Regions from separate parts of the Homo sapiens genome. Here region 1 is linked to region 2. Evidence: chromatin loops called from intact Hi-C (ENCODE). Cell type or tissue: CD4-positive, alpha-beta T cell. All regions are shown on one strand. Links, peaks and the distances in the headings refer to the core of each region. The heading gives the core; the rest is flanking DNA.

What was found. A loop is a pair of places that touch in the nucleus more often than their neighbours do. Peaks named below come from ENCODE experiments on the same cell type or tissue, not always from the same donor. Only the 100,000 strongest peaks of a DNase experiment are listed, where the experiment ranks them.
Region 1: a loop joins it to region 2, with 40 times the contacts of the local background. A loop is called at or near these places in 1 of 110 quality-filtered maps.

What each region holds. Positions count from the first base shown.
Region 1 is chr11:36,591,823-36,597,202 of GRCh38, reverse strand. RAG2 (recombination activating 2) reads left to right here. Exons shown (of 2, transcript NM_000536.4): 2 at 3,008-5,260. The coding sequence starts at 3,035. The coding sequence ends at 4,618. IFTAP (intraflagellar transport associated protein) reads right to left here and starts at 2,701. Exons shown (of 6, transcript NM_138787.4): 1 at 2,611-2,701. RefSeq lists an enhancer at 2,655-2,794. In CD4-positive, alpha-beta T cell, for the core only: no CTCF peak of the experiment used is centred there; DNase peaks (open chromatin) are centred at 2,452 and 2,752; H3K4me3 peaks cover 1,020 bases; H3K27me3 peaks cover 358 bases.
Region 2 is chr11:36,706,839-36,712,218 of GRCh38, reverse strand. It overlaps LOC107984326 (a long non-coding RNA gene), which reads right to left. Exons shown (of 4, transcript XR_001748187.1): 2 at 2,594-2,705; 3 at 1,412-1,511. It overlaps LOC105376631 (a long non-coding RNA gene), which reads left to right and starts at 1,229. Exons shown (of 3, transcript XR_931199.3): 1 at 1,229-1,280; 2 at 1,427-1,530; 3 at 3,111-3,170. In CD4-positive, alpha-beta T cell, for the core only: no CTCF peak of the experiment used is centred there; no DNase peak of the experiment used is centred there; H3K27me3 peaks cover 205 bases.

The DNA of each region.
Region 1 (5,380 bases), core at 130-5,129, 120 kb after region 2:
TTCAAAAACCAAATGTGGCAAAATCATGTGAAAACACTTTCAATGTTCCTGTTTATTCTTTAAATGCATACATCATCTGGTTAAAGTGAGTAATCTAAAAATTAATTACTCACACTTGAACCATGTTACAAGAGGAGGTAATTCATCTTAGCAATAAGAAACTTTACCACTGTTTTTAGGGCCTTGAAATTATGAAATGAGCCAAAAGCAGAGCATCAAAGGGAAAACAGGTCAAAAGCCCTGTTTCAAAAATCTTTAGGGGCCTAGACTAAGCTACAAAAATGGACAATCCTCCTTATGTCTTGCCCAAGAAAATGTTTCTGTGTAATCTACAATAATCATGTTTTCACTTACGAGAAGCCACAATTCCTACAGCAACCTTAAAATGAAACCAAGAGGCGACAATAAAAACATTGCTTTAAAACAACTGTTCTTGAAAAATCCCTTTGGATCTGGAATCCATTACCACTGTATGGCTTGCCTTGTATCTCAATAACAGTCATCACAGGTGTTTGAAACAAGCAGGCCTTGGCTTTGGTGTTCCCCCCACCCAAAATGGGACAACTCTCTGATCATAATCACTCAGGCTGAGTGTAATCACCTACAGTTTTCTGAAGTGAGGGTCAATAATGTCTCCTTTTAGTTTCTATGAATAGCATTTTTCATAGTTGCTCAGATGCCTTCCCTCATGTAGGCTTGGGTAGGCCATGATATAAATAAAACACTGCCTAGATTATTTTATAAGCAGGGCAGTTTGCTGAATATACAACTGAGGGAGACAGGCTTGTTTTCATAACTTTGATAATAATCCTTCTGAGACACCATTTCCTCACCTGCTTTAATAACCCACCAGATAATTGTTGAAAGATCACCCCCTTACGAGTCTCCCAAGTAGACTGAAAATAATAACTACAAGAGATTATTTAGCAGTAAATTACAGCTGATCTACAGAAGTTCTTTAAAGCAAAAAAAAAAAAAAACAAAAAAAAAACACTACCATCTCATTAGAGTGACCAGAGATTCTAAATAGTCCAAGGAATCTTTGCAGGAGGAATAAAGATAAATTAGATAAATTATAGTATCAATTAACATTTATTGAGTGTTTATGTGCCAGGCACTGTTCTATGTGATTTACACGTGCTATCCCATTTATTTCTCAAAACAGCCCAGTGAATATATACCAAGATTATCCCCAGTTAGACAAAGGGTGACAAGAAGAATAAAATATTAACTATCTTCTGTTAATAAATTAACTACTACCAGCACCCTCATCATATATGTTTATCCAATTCTTTTAGTTCAAATGTTTATCTGTCTATACCCACTGACCTGATTCCCATATCCTAAAGCCCCTTCTCATCCTCTCCAACCTTATCAACTGCCATTACTGGCAGGTGCGTATGCACTAGACCTTATTTTTGGTAAATTTTAAAATAATCATAACTATCGTCTACTATATGCAAATCCCTGTTCTAAGTACTTTACGTATATTCAACTATTAATCATAACTGACATCAATATATGAGGTTGGTAAAATTATTATCTCAGTTTTCAGATGAGGAAACTGAGGCACACAGAGGTTACATAACTTGCCCAAAGTCATGTAGTTAGTGGCAGAGCCAGGATTTGAATCCAGCCAGTAAGCATTCAGAGTCCACACTCAGCCATTGTTTATACTGCTTTTGAAGCATATTAAGAATTAACTCTTAAAAGTCAAGAAATCTGTGCTATGTTTTGTTTCCTTTAACATTTGGTGCACAGGACATCACACTGCAAACACGGAGTGTATTCCACAACTCTCTAAGGTAAACAATAATAAAATAGAAATTTATCAAGCTTCCTTCATCTAGTAAATATTCTTTTTGTTGTAACACAAGTATGAAATTCTGAATAATTCAAACACTTCTATGCTTAGTCCCTGCTTACTTACTACAGAATTATTAAAGAATTACCCAAAAGTTCTTGGACTGGAAAGATGTGAAAAAGCCACTAACTCTATTTTCCTAGAATGAAGATGAAAAGAAGATGTGTTTAGGAACCTTCTCTGCTTCCCTAAAAGAACCCTAAAAACAGGAGTAAAAACAGTGAAGAAAACAAAGGACCTTCAAAGTGCACTCGTTAAAACCTAATAACTGTATTTCTATTACTAAATGTAGAAGTGGTAAACATCTTTAACAGGCAATGTCTCCCCTGCACTCTAGGGATTCAAAGATCCATCTTTCGGTTCTGTAAGACAGTCACGGCTTTTGTAACCTCGGTGCCCCCTTCAACCTCCCGCCCCAAGCACCTCCAGGGTCGTCAGGGGTGTAGTTTTGAGTCGCGCTCCTAAGCATCCAGACAGGCAGGACACCGTAACGACATCTCTGCCGGGAGTCCCTTCAGACTGCGGTCTCCAGGTAACCGCACTCCAACAGAAGCAGTTGTGCTTCCTATCGGGTCACCTGTTCAAAAGTCCCCAGGAGAGGCTCCAGCAATACCAGGGTAGCGGTTTGCCCGACACCGCTCCGGGCGCTGCAGCCTTCCGGCAACCCGGACGTTGGGTCGGTGTCAGCCACTCTCACCTCCCATTCCCTAGTTTTCCTCCTTTGCTCCCGTCTAGTCACTTCGCACCTTCGGCTAGTCTTTATTCACAGACACATTCCAGGAGTCCCCTCTCCCAGAGCAACAAAGACAGATTTCCAAAGCTACACATCCCAGAGAGAACGGATTCTTGGGAAATGTGGTTCTTTCAGCTGACGCATGGTGACTCTTTACGGAAAAGGACTACAATTCCCAGAAATCCTAGGGAGCATATAGTCCGTGGCTAAAACATGTCCCAGCTCCTTGGATGGAATGGCAGTAAAGGTTCTGTGGCTCTTTACTGACCTAACTCCTTGGATTTTCCTCATTCAGTCCCACTGCAAGCGTGTGGGAGGACTTAAAAAAATGCTATTCACATGTGAAGGAATCTAAATACGATGATTATATGAAGCGATCTCTAAGTCATTTTATTTTATAATTCTTTCAGACAAAAATCTACGTACCATCAGAAACTATGTCTCTGCAGATGGTAACAGTCAGTAATAACATAGCCTTAATTCAGCCAGGCTTCTCACTGATGAATTTTGATGGACAAGTTTTCTTCTTTGGACAAAAAGGCTGGCCCAAAAGATCCTGCCCCACTGGAGTTTTCCATCTGGATGTAAAGCATAACCATGTCAAACTGAAGCCTACAATTTTCTCTAAGGATTCCTGCTACCTCCCTCCTCTTCGCTACCCAGCCACTTGCACATTCAAAGGCAGCTTGGAGTCTGAAAAGCATCAATACATCATCCATGGAGGGAAAACACCAAACAATGAGGTTTCAGATAAGATTTATGTCATGTCTATTGTTTGCAAGAACAACAAAAAGGTTACTTTTCGCTGCACAGAGAAAGACTTGGTAGGAGATGTTCCTGAAGCCAGATATGGTCATTCCATTAATGTGGTGTACAGCCGAGGGAAAAGTATGGGTGTTCTCTTTGGAGGACGCTCATACATGCCTTCTACCCACAGAACCACAGAAAAATGGAATAGTGTAGCTGACTGCCTGCCCTGTGTTTTCCTGGTGGATTTTGAATTTGGGTGTGCTACATCATACATTCTTCCAGAACTTCAGGATGGGCTATCTTTTCATGTCTCTATTGCCAAAAATGACACCATCTATATTTTAGGAGGACATTCACTTGCCAATAATATCCGGCCTGCCAACCTGTACAGAATAAGGGTTGATCTTCCCCTGGGTAGCCCAGCTGTGAATTGCACAGTCTTGCCAGGAGGAATCTCTGTCTCCAGTGCAATCCTGACTCAAACTAACAATGATGAATTTGTTATTGTTGGTGGCTATCAGCTTGAAAATCAAAAAAGAATGATCTGCAACATCATCTCTTTAGAGGACAACAAGATAGAAATTCGTGAGATGGAGACCCCAGATTGGACCCCAGACATTAAGCACAGCAAGATATGGTTTGGAAGCAACATGGGAAATGGAACTGTTTTTCTTGGCATACCAGGAGACAATAAACAAGTTGTTTCAGAAGGATTCTATTTCTATATGTTGAAATGTGCTGAAGATGATACTAATGAAGAGCAGACAACATTCACAAACAGTCAAACATCAACAGAAGATCCAGGGGATTCCACTCCCTTTGAAGACTCTGAAGAATTTTGTTTCAGTGCAGAAGCAAATAGTTTTGATGGTGATGATGAATTTGACACCTATAATGAAGATGATGAAGAAGATGAGTCTGAGACAGGCTACTGGATTACATGCTGCCCTACTTGTGATGTGGATATCAACACTTGGGTACCATTCTATTCAACTGAGCTCAACAAACCCGCCATGATCTACTGCTCTCATGGGGATGGGCACTGGGTCCATGCTCAGTGCATGGATCTGGCAGAACGCACACTCATCCATCTGTCAGCAGGAAGCAACAAGTATTACTGCAATGAGCATGTGGAGATAGCAAGAGCTCTACACACTCCCCAAAGAGTCCTACCCTTAAAAAAGCCTCCAATGAAATCCCTCCGTAAAAAAGGTTCTGGAAAAATCTTGACTCCTGCCAAGAAATCCTTTCTTAGAAGGTTGTTTGATTAGTTTTGCAAAAGCCTTTCAGATTCAGGTGTATGGAATTTTTGAATCTATTTTTAAAATCATAACATTGATTTTAAAAATACATTTTTGTTTATTTAAAATGCCTATGTTTTCTTTTAGTTACATGAATTAAGGGCCAGAAAAAAGTGTTTATAATGCAATGATAAATAAAGTCATTCTAGACCCTATACATTTTGAAAATATTTTACCCAAATACTCAATTTACTAATTTATTCTTCACTGAGGATTTCTGATCTGATTTTTTATTCAACAAACCTTAAACACCCAGAAGCAGTAATAATCATCGAGGTATGTTTATATTTATTATATAAGTCTTGGTAACAAATAACCTATAAAGTGTTTATGACAAATTTAGCCAATAAAGAAATTAACACCCAAAAGAATTAAATTGATTATTTTGTGCAACATAACAATTCGGCAGTTGGCCAAAACTTAAAAGCAAGATCTACTACATCCCACATTAGTGTTCTTTATATACCTTCAAGCAACCCTTTGGATTATGCCCATGAACAAGTTAGTTTCTCATAGCTTTACAGATGTAGATATAAATATAAATATATGTATACATATAGATAGATAATGTTCTCCACTGACACAAAAGAAGAAATAAATAATCTACATCAAGTTTGACATGTTTTCCTGAATTACTTGTATGCATTTTCTTTAAGGATTTCCCCTCCCCATTATATGATGCATGAATGATGTGCCAAAGTCAGTCATTTGAACTAATTATTTGTGAGAATT
Region 2 (5,380 bases), core at 68-5,067:
GCTATTGTTTTTATGGATCACTATTAAGAAAAGAATAGCAGTTAGTTGATTATCAAGTTTCCTTTGGTGCGGGCAGAGGGAGGAGGAATTATAGTCTCATGTCGTACATAGCAGTTGCATTCGTTTGCTTGGGCTGACCTAACAAAGTCCCACAGACTGGATAGCTTGAATAACAGAAGCTTATTTTCTCACAATGCTGGAGGCTAGAAGTCTGAGATTAAGGTGTGGGCTGGGTTGATTTCTTCCGAGGCCTCTGTCCTTGGCTTGTAGATGAGTATGTTCACAAGGTCTTCCTCCATGCATGCCTGTGTCCTAATCTCTTCTTATAAATTCAACAGTCATTGTAGATTAAGGCCCACCCTAATAACCTCACTTTAGTTACCCCTTTAAAGACCCTGGCCTTAGATACAGTAACATTCTGGGGCACTAGGAGTTAGGACTTCAACATATAATTATAAGAGGACACAATTCAACCCATCACAGGTGCCTTGAGCATAACTTACACTGGAGCACCATGTAAGTTTTAGTGAGAAGTGATGGAAACTAATTCATGCCAGTAAGAACGAAAAATGAGTAATAATAATAATGAATACAAGAAAGAAAGAAAATGCTCTAAGGCAGAAATGCAACCCTGCTTCAGAAAGGGACAGGAACTAAAAAAAACTCCTAAGCTACATTTCCTCTCACTGCTTCCTCTGCAAATAGGCTTATTCTCCCTCCACAGGTATGCTTTCTTTTTTTCCTCATTCCATAAGATAGAAAATGGTCCCCACTCTTTCGAGCTTGCATAGAACAGGCCCTGCCATTTATCCAGACAGACTGGAAAGACTTCAGTCCTGATTTCCAGGCAACAGAATCGGATTGCCCCAGCCTGGGTTAGGTGTTCACCCTGATCCAATCAGTTACAACTAGGTGGCACTGTGGCCACCTATTTTAAACATGGCTGCTTTGGGCTCATCTTTGTGAATTGGGATGATTCACTTGGAAAAGGAGATACAGATCTATGATCACTGGCCTGTAAGTAGGCTAGATGCTCTAAACTTGTCACTATGTGGGTAAAAATATTTTTTTTCTGCATGTCCCATTCTTTCTTGTTAGACTTCAGCACCTATTTCTTCTGCTAACTAGCTTAGCTAGATATTTCTCTTCTTGAAGCATAGACAATAGGTAACTATAGCAACTGGTTGTACAGGTAATTGCTATAAAACATTGCCCAGGGGTTAGAAAGCCATGGAGACACTGAACCCTACATTCGACTGAGGCATTAGTTCACAGCTAAGGTGAGTTTCTTGTCTCCAGAACAATCAATGTTTTACCTTTAAAAATAAAGAAAAGTGTGTGCACCACAATTCTGCCTGAAAGCTCGGGCATTGAAGTGGGCCCAGGAGGTGCAATTTCAAACAAGACTCACCTTTTCATCTTCCAGGTCCGTGACTTGGTTAGGTCTCAGTTGCCTCTAATCTTCTCCTTTGTCATCGTGGCTTCAGCTGTCCAGCATTTCCAGGGACAGGCTAATGAGGAAAGACACAGGTCAGTAACATCACCTTTAGATCTAATAAGACAGTATTCCCTCAAATGCAGTTAGCTCATCCTCAAAGGTCCAGCCAGCATCATAGGCATCCTGGAATCCTTCAGTTCCTGTTGATTTCCTCCTTGTCTATTCACTGTCACCTGGAATTCACAGACACAAGGAAAATATCCTTTCCTCTCATCCCCTATTTTAAACCAAACATAGCATTGGAGTGACTTACTTTAGAATGGCTAAGATAAAGAAACAGACATCATCCAGGGACTTATGGGCTCATGTCTTCCCTTGACAAAAGAGTTTGGGAGACAGCTCAGTGATTAAGCACATGGATCCAGGAGCGAGGCTACCTAGGCTGAAAGTCCAGCTCTGTCACTTTCTAGCTCTACCTTCAGCATGTGATTAACCTCTCTGTGCTTCTTCAGTTTTCTCAGAGTGGCTAAAATGATTAAATGAGATAATATACGTAAAATGCTTAGAACTATGTAATTTATTGTTATTTGGGTATTTTTTTAACTTCATTTTATTTTTGAGACAGAGTCTCACCCTGTTGCCCAAGCTGGAGTGCAGCAGCATGATCCCAGCTCACTGCAACCTCTGCCTCCCAGGTTCAAGCAATTCTCATGTCTCAGCCTCCTGAGTAACTGGCATTACAGGTGTGCACCACTACCCTCGGCCAATTTTGGTATTTTTAGTAGAGACAGGGTTTCGCCATGTTGGCCAGGCCAATCTCAAACCCCTGACCTCAAGTGATCTGCCCGCCTCAGCCTCCCAAAGTGCTGGGATTACAGGCATTGAGCCACTGCGCCCAATTTATTGTTATTTTTATTGCTACAGCTATAATATAAAATCTTACCTGAAGAACCACTAAGGGTTGGACTATGGCAAAATGTAGGGAAGTTCCTCTCCTCTTACTATTCAGGGCCATCCTGCCTCCTTTTATTGCATTCTCCTACCATTCAAGCATTTGGGAGCCTCATGCAAATTTCCCCTACCAGCAGCACACACCCAGATCTCACTCCTATGGTAACAGCACTCTCTAGATCTTGTCTTTTACCCTTCCCTTACCTTCATTCCCCATTCTGTTTTCTCATCACAAGGTCAATGTCCAGTCCTTATCACCAATGCACACTGTCATCACCAGTAGGAGTAAAAAAGAAGACAGAACTCCTCAGGATCCCTAAATGACCAAAGGCAAAACCAAGGTTAAATAATGAGATTGATCCCTGAGGCAATGCTAGAACTTATCGAGAGCTCCAGAACTCAGAAGGCACAGTTCCTTTCCACAGTGCCACAGGGCCAGCCTTGTAGCTCAAAGTTGCTTGTAGCTGCTTTTTCAACTGAGCATCTGCCTCCTCATTGGTCTTCCAGCTCTTGATTGGCCTCACTTTAATCCACCTTTGACACTTCCATAATCTTTCTAAAACTCAAAATCTAATCATGTCACTCTTCTACACCAGACCCTTAATGCAATGTCCTAAATGCATACTGCCATCCCTGTCCTTCACACATACCTGGGTGAAAACCCATCATACTCATTTGCACTTATTTATTTACTTATCATTGCCATCCCCCCCCCCAATAGATTATGAGCTTCTGGAGATGAAGGATTCTGTCTATTCATCTTTGTATTCCCACTATCCAGGAGAATAGAAATTATAGTTCAATGGTAAGTGGCATGGTTCCAAATCAAATTATCAAAATATCATAGGAGTTCAGAGGTGAGAAAACAATCTAGAACACTTAATACAAGTCCTTTATTTACATGCATTTCTCTCTGAGAAAAATACCCTCAATATCTTCTGTTCACTGTCTTACAAGTTTTTTCTACTTTTTGTGCCATAACTCCCACCCATCCCTGTCTACAGCCATCTATACAATTGGTCATGCCAATTATACTAAGTATCTCCTAAAGCTGTCCTTTACCTTCTAGACTCACTACAATTATCTCAGTTTGGGTCCCCTTACTCTCACCTGGACATTGACATCAGCCTCCCTTTTTGGTCACATGACAAATTCTTTCTCCAATCCACTCACCCAACTCTTTCTAAAATAAAAATTTTTTTTTTCCAAGACAGAGTCTTGCTCTGTCACCCAGGCTGGAGCACAGTGGCGTGATGTTGGCTCACTGCAACCTCCACCTCCCAGGCTTAAGTGATTATCTTGCCTTAGCCTCCGGAGTAGCTGGGATTACAGGCGCCCGCTACCACGCCCAGCTAATTTTTGTATTTTTAGTAGAGACGGGGTTTCACCATGTTGGCCAGGCTGGTCTCCAATTCCTGACCCTGTGATCTACCCGCCTCAGCCTCTCAAAGTGCTGGGATTACAGGCGTGAGCCACCACGGCCGGCTCTAAAAATTTAATTAGATCACAAACCACACTCTCTTCCAGAAAAAATATTCGAAGGATCCCTATTGCCCAACAGGTATATTTTTTAAATTCTCACATGTCCCAGGAGCCCCCTTTGGCCTCTACCTCCTTTACAGTCTCATCTCCTACCACTCCACTTACCCATCAGCCTGCACTCTAGCCACGGAAAACCACAGGCCATTGGTATACTGGTCCAGGGTTTCTGTGCAGTGAGTCATTTCTTGTAAGTGAAACATCTCCATCATCCACCCCTTAACCAGTTAACCTGGTTAACTTCTACCCATTTTTCAAGACCCAACTCAAAAGACAATTCCTTCAGAAACCTTCTATGATTCCCTTCTGAAATGATCAATTACACCTTCTCTATTCACTTAACACAATATACATGACAAAGTACTCTAAATATTTGCCAGTCTATTTCTCACTTTACTGTAATATCCTTGAGGTCAGGGAACATTTCTTATGAATCTTAGCATTTCTTCAGCATGAAACCCGGTATCCAGAATAGAGTATGAGCTATAATAAATATCTGATGAGTGAGGGAGGGAGGGAGGGAGGGAGAAGGTGCTATTCTTTATATACAAAGGTGATACCACTACTATCCCATCAATAGATTATACCTTTGTATATGTTTTCCAACATTGGGAGGGTTTACATGGATACATTGCCATTCCATCATCCTTTTTACCCTGGGATCAATGATTCCAGCATGGCTGAAGGCATTAAACAGACTCTGTGCAGGGACAAAACCAACTGGCTGTACCCAAATGGAAATCCTGACCTTGACCTCCTCATCAGTATCACTCACTCCCCAGCTGATCCTTGGCCTTACCATAAGGTCAGCGTGCAGCATAGCTTGGCGTAGCTTGGGACTGAGAAATGTAAGAGCAATCTTCTTCAACCTTCAGCGAGACTGAGAGCACATGTGCAACATGTCAATGGATGAAGTTTTCCTTCCTGCCTTCCTCTAATACAGCAAAGCAAACATGGTGATGGAATAAAGTTGAAACTAACAACTTGAGTGGTTGATTAAGCTCCTCAGCATCACTCCTCTGCTAATCAACTACAAAAGCCTTCAATATACACACCAAAGTCAGAGAGATTTTGTCACTTAATTACTATAAAATAACCCCACAGGTTAATGCATGCTTTAATCTCGAAGTAGTGGCAGTAACCATTTTGTTATTTATATCAATTGCATAGTTAGAATCAAATGCAGAGATTTCAGGCCCCTTAATGTGAGATAACATCTGATTTAATAGGACAGAAATAGCATATCCTTCCATCCACCCCCAATACCTCTCCCTCAAAATTTGACCTACCATTTTACCATGGTCTGAAATTCTAGAACCAGAAATGTACTCCTTTGATCTTTTTTTCTGTTAAAATGCAAATAACATATAGGATGGATCATATATTAAACCATGGTTAACGCGTATGCCTTACATTTGGCAAATTTAGCCATTTTTCCAGGGCCCTGATGTT